Regions from separate parts of the Homo sapiens genome. Here region 1 is linked to region 2. A link is a loop called in an ENCODE intact Hi-C map of the cell type or tissue named here. Cell type or tissue: tibial artery. All regions are shown on one strand. Each heading gives the region's core, and the rest is flanking DNA. Links, peaks and the distances in the headings are about the cores only.

The links. Hi-C counts contacts between places; a loop is a spot of excess contacts. Peaks named below come from ENCODE experiments on the same cell type or tissue, not always from the same donor. Only the 100,000 strongest peaks of a DNase experiment are listed, where the experiment ranks them.
Region 1: a loop joins it to region 2, with 6 times the contacts of the local background. A loop is called at or near these places in 1 of 110 quality-filtered maps.

What each region holds. Positions count from the first base shown.
Region 1 is chr20:16,059,994-16,064,383 of GRCh38, forward strand. No RefSeq gene overlaps it. Among named protein-coding and RNA genes, the nearest start is that of KIF16B, 510 kb to the right of the region's middle. In tibial artery, for the core only: no CTCF peak of the experiment used is centred there; no DNase peak of the experiment used is centred there.
Region 2 is chr20:16,486,947-16,491,336 of GRCh38, forward strand. All of the region lies in intron 12 of KIF16B (kinesin family member 16B), which reads right to left. Among named protein-coding and RNA genes, the nearest start is that of KIF16B, 84 kb to the right of the region's middle. In tibial artery, for the core only: no CTCF peak of the experiment used is centred there; a DNase peak (open chromatin) is centred at 2,329.

The DNA.
Region 1 (4,390 bases), core at 109-4,108, 430 kb before region 2:
TTGATCTCCTGGAAAATGCAGTTTGCCCAAGCACCTAGGAAAACACATATGTTTGGTTATTACCTAGCATTGCGTCTACCTTCCCTCCTTTGAGTCATAGCTGTGGGCTGTGGACCAGCCCTCAATTTTCATTCCCCAAGACCATGTCAGCCACAGTGGCTTAGGGAAGAAGTACCACCTGGATATCTTAGATGCTCGTAGCAATCTCACACTGGGCAAAGAGCTTAATAGTAGAGTGGAAAAACCTGAATGGTGCTGTATGTTGCCTCGGACAGAAAGTTGAGGATGTAGTAAGATAAGCTTTTGCCTGGCCTTGTTGTCCTAGAACTGACTTTTTATTTGTTCTTAAGAACACCAAAAGAAAACATGGTCCAGGGGAGGTGTGTGTGTCTAATTTTTCTAAGTCCTAAAATGTGCAGATTTTGAACTTCAAAAGTCTTTCCCTGTCCAGAGATAGGCAAATGTTCCACCAGATATTCACCTATATTTTCCTTTATTGTTTAGAAATTCTTTGTGTTTGGGTGTGTGATTCCATTTTTTACACCTATATCTTTAAGGCACTTTGAATTTATTTCAGTAGTTGATATTTAGAAGGGAATGACTTGGTTGAGTAGCTTTAAAACTAATCCTAGCACCGGCTGGGTGCAGTGGCTCACACCTGTAATCCTAGCAATTTGGGAGGCCGAGATGGGCGGATCACCTGAGGTCAGGAGTTCAAGATCGGCCTGACCAATATGGTGAAACCCCATCTCTACTAAAAATACAAAAAATTATCCAGGTGTGGTGGCTCATGCCTGTAGTCCCAGCTACTCAGGAGGCTAAGGCAGGAGAATCATTTGAACCTAGGAGGTGGAGGTTGCAATGAGCAGAGATCACACCACTGTACTCCAGCCTGGGCCACAGAGCAAGACTTCTCAAAAAAAAAAAAAAAAAAAAAAAAAACCAACCAAACAAACAAAAAACTAGTTCTAGCACTAATTATGAAATAATACATCCAGATCTTTTTGCTCCAAGTTTATTTCTTTAACTTATACTTATTTTACATTTATACAAGGATCTATTTTCTTGGCAACATCTTCCTTTGGTTTCTCTAGTGCTATTCTGTTTTAATTAGTGTAATTTTAGAATATGTGCTGATGTTTATTAAGGCAAACTCAATACCTACTCTTCTTTGCTTTCAAATGTTCTTGGCTATCACTTATTGTTTAGTGGTCCAGACAAATCTTAAATTAACCTAATCACCTTTCCCTCCTACAGTCCCCGTTTTCTAATTCTCCCTCTCTCAGTATCCTCAGAAAAATGAATAAACCAGTCAGTTTAGCCAGCCCATGCTTAGTTTAAAGTGGGATGGCATCTGTTATAAATGCAGCTTCCTGAGATGTTCCAGAGAACAACATTTCTGTTCATCTCTGGTCTACTGACAAGGCTGGGCTGTGGTATGAATAATGATTGGTTTCTGAATATTCTGTTACAAAGCCTTTTCCTGACTGTCTTGGCCTCTGGTCTCATCAATCTCGTCTAAGCCGTTTGGTTCTGCATAGTGAGTCAGGAGGCAAAAGCTAGGTAAATATCACTGTGTCTTGAGTGATCACCCTCTTTAAGTAACCATCCGCTTTGTAAACAAATGCTGAAGGACTCAGCCGAGCTGGTCTACAGGACTCTCAATCTGCAGGCACGGGAATACAGCATTTGGTTACACAGGGCATAGATCTCGGTTATTCTTGAAGAAAACTGAAACAAGTTCAGCCTAGACTCGTTAGCAGCCTGGCCTTGCAAAGACTTACACACTGCAACCTCAGAGATGCTGAGCCTCTTTAAATGATCCAGGCCAGGGGGTAAAAAGTACTGTTTTTTTTTTTTTTTTAGTTTTTGGTGAACAGAAAGCATCATAATTATAGACAGAGAATGTATAAATAGCTAATGTGAAATAGCTCTTTTCATTGTTTAAATAGCTTCATATATAATTCATTTAATCTTAACAAAAATGATGTAGGTACTATGATTATCCCACTATACAGATAAGCAAACTGAGACACCAAGAGACAAAGTAATTTGCAACAAGCCCACCCAGCCAGTAAGCAGCAGGGATGTCATTTGAACAGGAAGTTTGGAGCCAAAGATTACTATCCTAACCACTATACTAAAGGCTCTCAAACTTGGGTCAGCATCAGAATCACCTAGAGGCCTTGATCAATCACAGATCCTGGACCCCAACCTAGAGTTTCTCATTCAGGAGGTCATGGGTAAAAAGCTGGGATTTTGCACTTCTAACAACTTCCAGGTGCTGCCACTTCTGCTGCTGCCCAGGGACCACACTGCGAACCACTGAAATGGTTGGCAGGTGTGGTCCCATGAAGGCGAAGCAGGATGAACAGACCGGGACAATGACTAAGCCCTGCAGCTAACTCTCAGTCTCTAAAATCAGAATATCTGTATTCTCCTAGTCCCTAAAGCAACCCAAAGCTGGCATTGCCTGCATGGTGCCAGCTTCCTCTTATTTCCATTAGGTTTATAGGCAGCTATCAAAATAGGAGACAGTATTAAGACCACTGGCTGCAGCATCAAAACATCTGGGTTTAAATCTCAGCTCCATAGTTTACCAGCTGACTTAACCTCTCCAAGACTCTGCTGTCACATCTCTAAAATACTGATGATCATTATTTATCACTTACGATTTTAATAAAGGTAAATTTTATACACACACACATTGCTTAGCATACAGAAAAAATGATGGTTAATTATTTTTATGAGAAAGAGGTATCTGATTCCCTTCCTTCCTCTCAAATACCAGCAGAGGTATTTATCTTTGAGAAGGCACTGCAGAAAGACTTGTCAGGGTCACGTGGGGCACTCAAACTTTCTTTACAGCTATAACTGTGACAAGGATAAAAGAGAAAATACACATACTTGACAACCTGCTCCCACCCGATCCTCATCTCTGAGGCCATTTTACTGTGTGCAGAAGAAACAGAGGAATTGGAAAAATGGGAAGTCCCCAAAGGAGGCGTGCAATTAACACAAAGGGAAGCCGGGCAACTGGTAAAAAAGAGAGATCACTTGAAATCATTTTAGTCAGCGTTATGAATGAAATATCCTCTCCAGCAATTATTGAACTTTAAAAAATTCCTTCTAGCTACAATTTCTTTCATTTATTTAACAAATATATATTGAGTCCCTGTTTTGTATCAGCCACTCCCCTGGGTTCTGGAGATGTAGGGATAAACAAAACAGGCTGATTCCCTCCACATGGAGCAGGGGAGGGTGATGTGAGGATGTAGGGGAGGAATTGAGCCAGACCAGGGGGTAAAGACCTGAAAGAAACGGGGATATAGCAGCATGGTCTCCTGAAAGAGGAGCATCTGGCAGTGGCAACTGCAAGAGCAAATACCTGGAGGCTGACTCGTGCCCACTTCCCAGAACTGCCGGGTGAGTGAGTGGGAAGTGGTGAGGACAGAGGGGTAGAGCAGAGACCACCTCCCATCATGGAAAGCCTTGTAGGAAGATAGGTTGCCACTCACAGGATTTTAAACGGAGGAGAAAAATGATCCAACTTTGAAAGTGACTCCATGTCAGTGTTGCATGAGGGAGCTGGGCTGACATTAATTGAGGTCTCTAATTTGGGACCTGGATATAGAGGTGGAAAGAGAGAAAAAGAGAATAAAAAACAGAGGTGCAGGAAAAAGACCTGGGGAGGGACCAAACCCGAGATGAATCCAGGTTCTGTCGACCGTTACTCTCTTCTCCAGCCTCTACCACAGTTTTCACATGACCCTAAAGGGTAATTTGCTAAGTATAATGGCCTCGTCCCCACTACATTGGATCAGAGTCCTCAATCTTAACTGCACATTACAATCATCCAGGGAGTTTTCGATTCTATTCTGCCCAAAAGCAAATTAAAGGACATTCTACAAAATCAACGACCAGTACTCTTACAAGGTGTCAAAGTCATGAAAGACAAAGATTGCAGAACTGTCCCAGATTAAAGGAGGAGAACAAGACAGGACAACTAAATGCAATGTGAGATGCTGGCAAAAAGCATGAGTGCAGCAATTGGCAAAATCTGAATAAGCTCTGTGGAACACGTCACTACATGCAATGTGGTTTTTTATTTTGATTATAGAACTGTGGCTATGCACATTATGAACACATGGGAAAGCTGGGTGAAGGATGCATAGTAATTCTTTGTACTCCTTTGTATCTTTTCTGAAAGTCTAAATTATTTCACAATAAAATGTGAAAAAAATACCACTGCTCAGGCCACACTCCAGACCCAATACATCAAGAGATTGAGGTCTGAGGTACAGGCACTTTTAAAAAGCTCTCTAGATGATTCTGAAGTGCAACCATGTTTGAAAATCACCATCTTAAAGTTTTAAAGCTTTCAGGGGGC
Region 2 (4,390 bases), core at 87-4,086:
AAGAGGTCAAGATTAACTGCATTTAGGCCAGGCACCATGGCTCACACCTATAATCTCAGCAGTTTGGGAGGCTGAGGTGGGTGGATCACAGGGTCAGGAGATTGAGATCATCTTGGCTAACACGGTGAAACCCCATCTCTACTAAAAATACAAAAAATTAGCTGGGCGTGGTGGTGGGTGCCTGTATTCCCAGCTACTTGGGAGGCTGAGGCAGGAGAATGGCATGAATCCGGAGGCGGAGCTTGCAGTGAGCCAAGATCGCGCCACTGCACTCCAGCCTGGGTGACAGATCGAGACTCCATCTCAAAAAAAAAAAGATTAACTGCATTTAAACGAGAGAGGCCACAAAAAATGTTGTCTCTCCCATGCTTTGTCTGTAGGTTTTCCAGAAACCAGAGGATTCAGTGCCCTGGACAACAGGAATCCAGAGGACCGCAGGAAACTTGTTCCACAAACCTGACCCGCCTACAAGCCTGCTGAGCAACAGCCCCAGTTACGAGAGCTGCTTCCGAATCCATTACACTCCCAATACACATCTTCTCCACAAAATGGAAAACTGCAGGCAGCCAGAGAAAAAAATCTTTTATAGGTTGCCATAATGTTCTGGAGACAAAAAGTTCAGTGGATTGATTCTATTATAAAACAGATATAAGCTGGTTGAAAGCATGCCTCCCCATGAAATTTAAACTCAGAACATCTTAAGCCGGAAAAGAATCCCAATTTCATTTTACTATATTTCTTGTTAGTCAAAACATTTTGAAAGGGTTACAAGTTATCTTTCATCATTGTGCTATCCACCCCTGCCATGGCCCTGTAGTATCCTGCCTCTCCTACTCCCCCAGAGAAGGAATATCAAGACGCCAGCTCAATTTAAACTTCAGTCATTTACATTAGGATCCCATCATCACATGGATTCAAATATGCTCCATCCTCCAAATTCAGTTTTCGACAAACATTAATTGTTAAGTGTGTAAGACACCAAATAATTCCACATAATTAAAGTCTAAATAAAACAACTTCAATCCAACTTATACAAATTGCTCACTTTCCAAGGAAAAGCCTCTCCAGCTAGGCATCTGCATGTGAGCGCCTGCTTCTCCTCTCCCACCCGCTGCCACACCACAGTCAAAAGCCCTGTGCAGGCAATGAAAACACCAAAGCCAGCCGGACATTGGAGCCATCAAAGGATACGTTTTCAGCAAAAACAAAAGGGACCTTATTGATTAAAAAATGAGAAGAATAACCAATGCTGGAAGGATTCAAACAGCACCCTCAGGGCTGCGAGGACCACTTTGCAGCTCTGCTCTGGACAGACACTCACAGAGGCAGCTCTCCCTTCTGCCGCACCATCTGTCAAAGGGCTGCCAGCTTGGCGCTGCAGTCCAAACTGTCTGTGCGTTATTTTGAAGCACAGAGCTCAAGGAGTTATTTGGAAGCCAGATGACATACCTTGAGCATTTTTCTTTAATTGTTCATAAAACGCTGGAACAGAGAAACCAAAACGTATGCAGGACAGATAAACCCAAAAGGGCATAAAGACTGGGGTGGGGAAGGAGAACACAGGAATGGAGAAAAAACTGGGGATTCCTCCTCTTAAAGGATCACTTCAAAAAAATCATTAGCAATAAAACATAGGGGACTTGTAAAAGCCAAGCCTACAGGTACACAGGGCAGGGGGATTGAGTAGTCACTTTGTAAACCACTTCAAACACCAGGCAGTCAGCACAATATTGTAGCCACGCAAAAGGGAAACCGATATGAAGGGTCTCAAGAATCCATTGATGTCAAGGCTGGATTTATCACAACACTAACTTCCCAGTTCCAAGAGAATCACTGCAGTTTGAGATAAATTTAGCCAGGATGAAAATCACACTGAGGCAGCATTCTAACAAAGAGACCAGAAAAACCCAAGAAGAGAGCTTCCTATGTGAATGGAGCAGATTCTGAAGTGCTGGCAGTGCAGTCCAGAGCCTGCATGTGGAACACACTTGGGTATCAAATGTATCAGACAAAGCCTAACCACGAAACAGAAACTGTTTCAGTATTTAAATCCAAGGGACTTTAATACAAAGAATTGGTTACTTAGCTGAAGGAACAGCTGGAAAGCCATTAGGAACAGTAAGGCCACCCACAAACTGGCAACAGCAGAGACCAGCATCACCCTAGGCAGGAGGGGCAAAGGCATGAGGGAGTATTTCCCGAGGGCAAGGCTATGTCACCTGGCAGAACTGCTACCACAATGGGCTGGTCCTTGCTGCAGGAGCTGGGGCCTTGGAGAAGAGGTACCTGCTGCTGGGGATGCTAGGCGAGGCTGAAGGGGGAGGGCCTGGTTTCTCTCTCCAATCTCCACAGGGATCCAGGAGCCCAGAAAAGGGCGGCCCACAGGGGTCAGCCCACGAGACAGGGCAGAACAGGAGAAGGAGAAGAACAGATATGAGGACAAGGAAGCCTAAGACTACTCTGCATTTCCTCAGTGTGTCTAAATCAACACTGTCACCCCAGCACTTTGGGAGGCCAAGGCAGGAGAATTGCTTGAGCCCAGGAATTCAAGACCAGCCTGGCCAATGTGGTAAAACCCCATCTTTATAAAAAATACAAAACTTAGTCAGGCATGGTGGCACATGCCTGTAATCCCAGCTACCTGGGAGGCTGAGGTGGGAGGATCACTTTAGCCCAGGAAGTTGAGACTGCAGTGAGCCAAGATCGCACCACTGCACTCCAGCCTGGGTGACAGAGTAAAATCCTGTCTCAAAAAAAAAAAAAAAATTCAGCACTCAAACTTGAAGGTACAGACCCGTCCCCTGGGGATCTTATAAAATACGGATTCTGATCCAGGAGGTCTGGAGCTGGGCTTGAGGGCCTGCGTTTCTAACCAGCTCCCCGGTGATGTTGATGCTGCTATCCATGCTATGCTCTAAACAGCAAGGATCTAACGGATCCAAATGAAGGACTGAGCTGTACTTCAGCCATATTCCCTCCGAGAATAAAAATGCACAATCATACAAGAGCCTTTCTAGTGGGAATGAGAAAGTAAGAAGAAAAACATAGCGAAGAGCATCACTGGGACAGGACCGCCGCCTGCACAACACTCCCTGTCACTCTGCCCACTAGGTCATCAGATTTGTATGGCTCAGGGCTGTTGTTATAGGCTGGATTACGACACCCTAAAATTCATGTTGAAGCCTTAACCCCTAGTACCTCAGAATGTGACCGTATTTGGAGACAGAGCCTTTCATTAAGTTAAAATTAATTAATTAAGGGGATTAAAATGAGGTTATTAGGATGGGTCCTAATCCAATCTGACTGGTGTCCTTATAAGAAGAGGGCATGGTGGCTCACGCCTGCAACACTTTGGAGGCTGAGGCAGGTGGATCACCTGAGATCAGGAGTTCGAGAACAGCCTGGACAACATGGTGAAACCCCATCTCTACTAAAAAGACAAAAAATAGCCAGGCATGGTGGTGGACACCTGTAATCCCAGCTACTCAGGAGGCTGAGGTATGAGAATCGCTTGAAACTGGGAGGTAGAGGTTGCAGTGAGCCGAAATCACACCATTGCACTCCAGCCTGGGCAACAAAAGCACAACTCCATCTCAAAAATAAAATTTAGAAAAACACACAAAAAAGAAGAGGAACCTAGGATACACACAGGGAGACCAAGTTGCAGGCACAAAAAACAAGGCCATATGAAGACACAGACAAGAGAGGACCATCTGCAAGCCAAGGATGGGGGCCTCAGGAGAAGTTAATCTGCCAGCACCTTGATCTTGGACTTCCAGCCTCCAGAATTGTGAGCAAATAAAAGTCTGTTTTTTAAGCCATCCAGTCTGTGGTATTTTGTTTTGGCAGCCCTAGCAGATTAATACAAAGGTTTTTATTTTTGTTTCTTGATACTAACCTAATCCCATACATTCTCACCGCATGCCTGCTCTGTGAGAAGCAGAGTGCTAGGAGCTGGCTCGCGGAATGATAATGAGACAGTCCTTGGCCAGATCCTGCTCCTGTTTTTCTGTGTGTAAGAGTTGGCAGAAAGAGGAAGAAACCAATACCACCTAACTCAGAGGACAAAGAATCCTGTGGCAGAAGCAAAACCAAATACTGCAGAAGCACAAAGGAAAAGAAAATTCATCCTAACTGGGAAGTAGGGGAGAAGAGGAGTGATCGGGGGAGGCGGGCTTCAAGATGGATTTTGCTAGAGGAACGGAAAGGGGACACATCCTGAATGAAGGAGTAACACAGGCAAAGACCACAAGACACCAGGAAACCCAAAGCCCCGGTGCACACACCAACCAGCAGCAGGGCCTCTGGCAGGGCGGGGACTCCAGGGGTGGTGGGCACAGAAAGAACTGTGCTAGGACAGATGATACCGACAAGGAGATTAGTGCCTGTA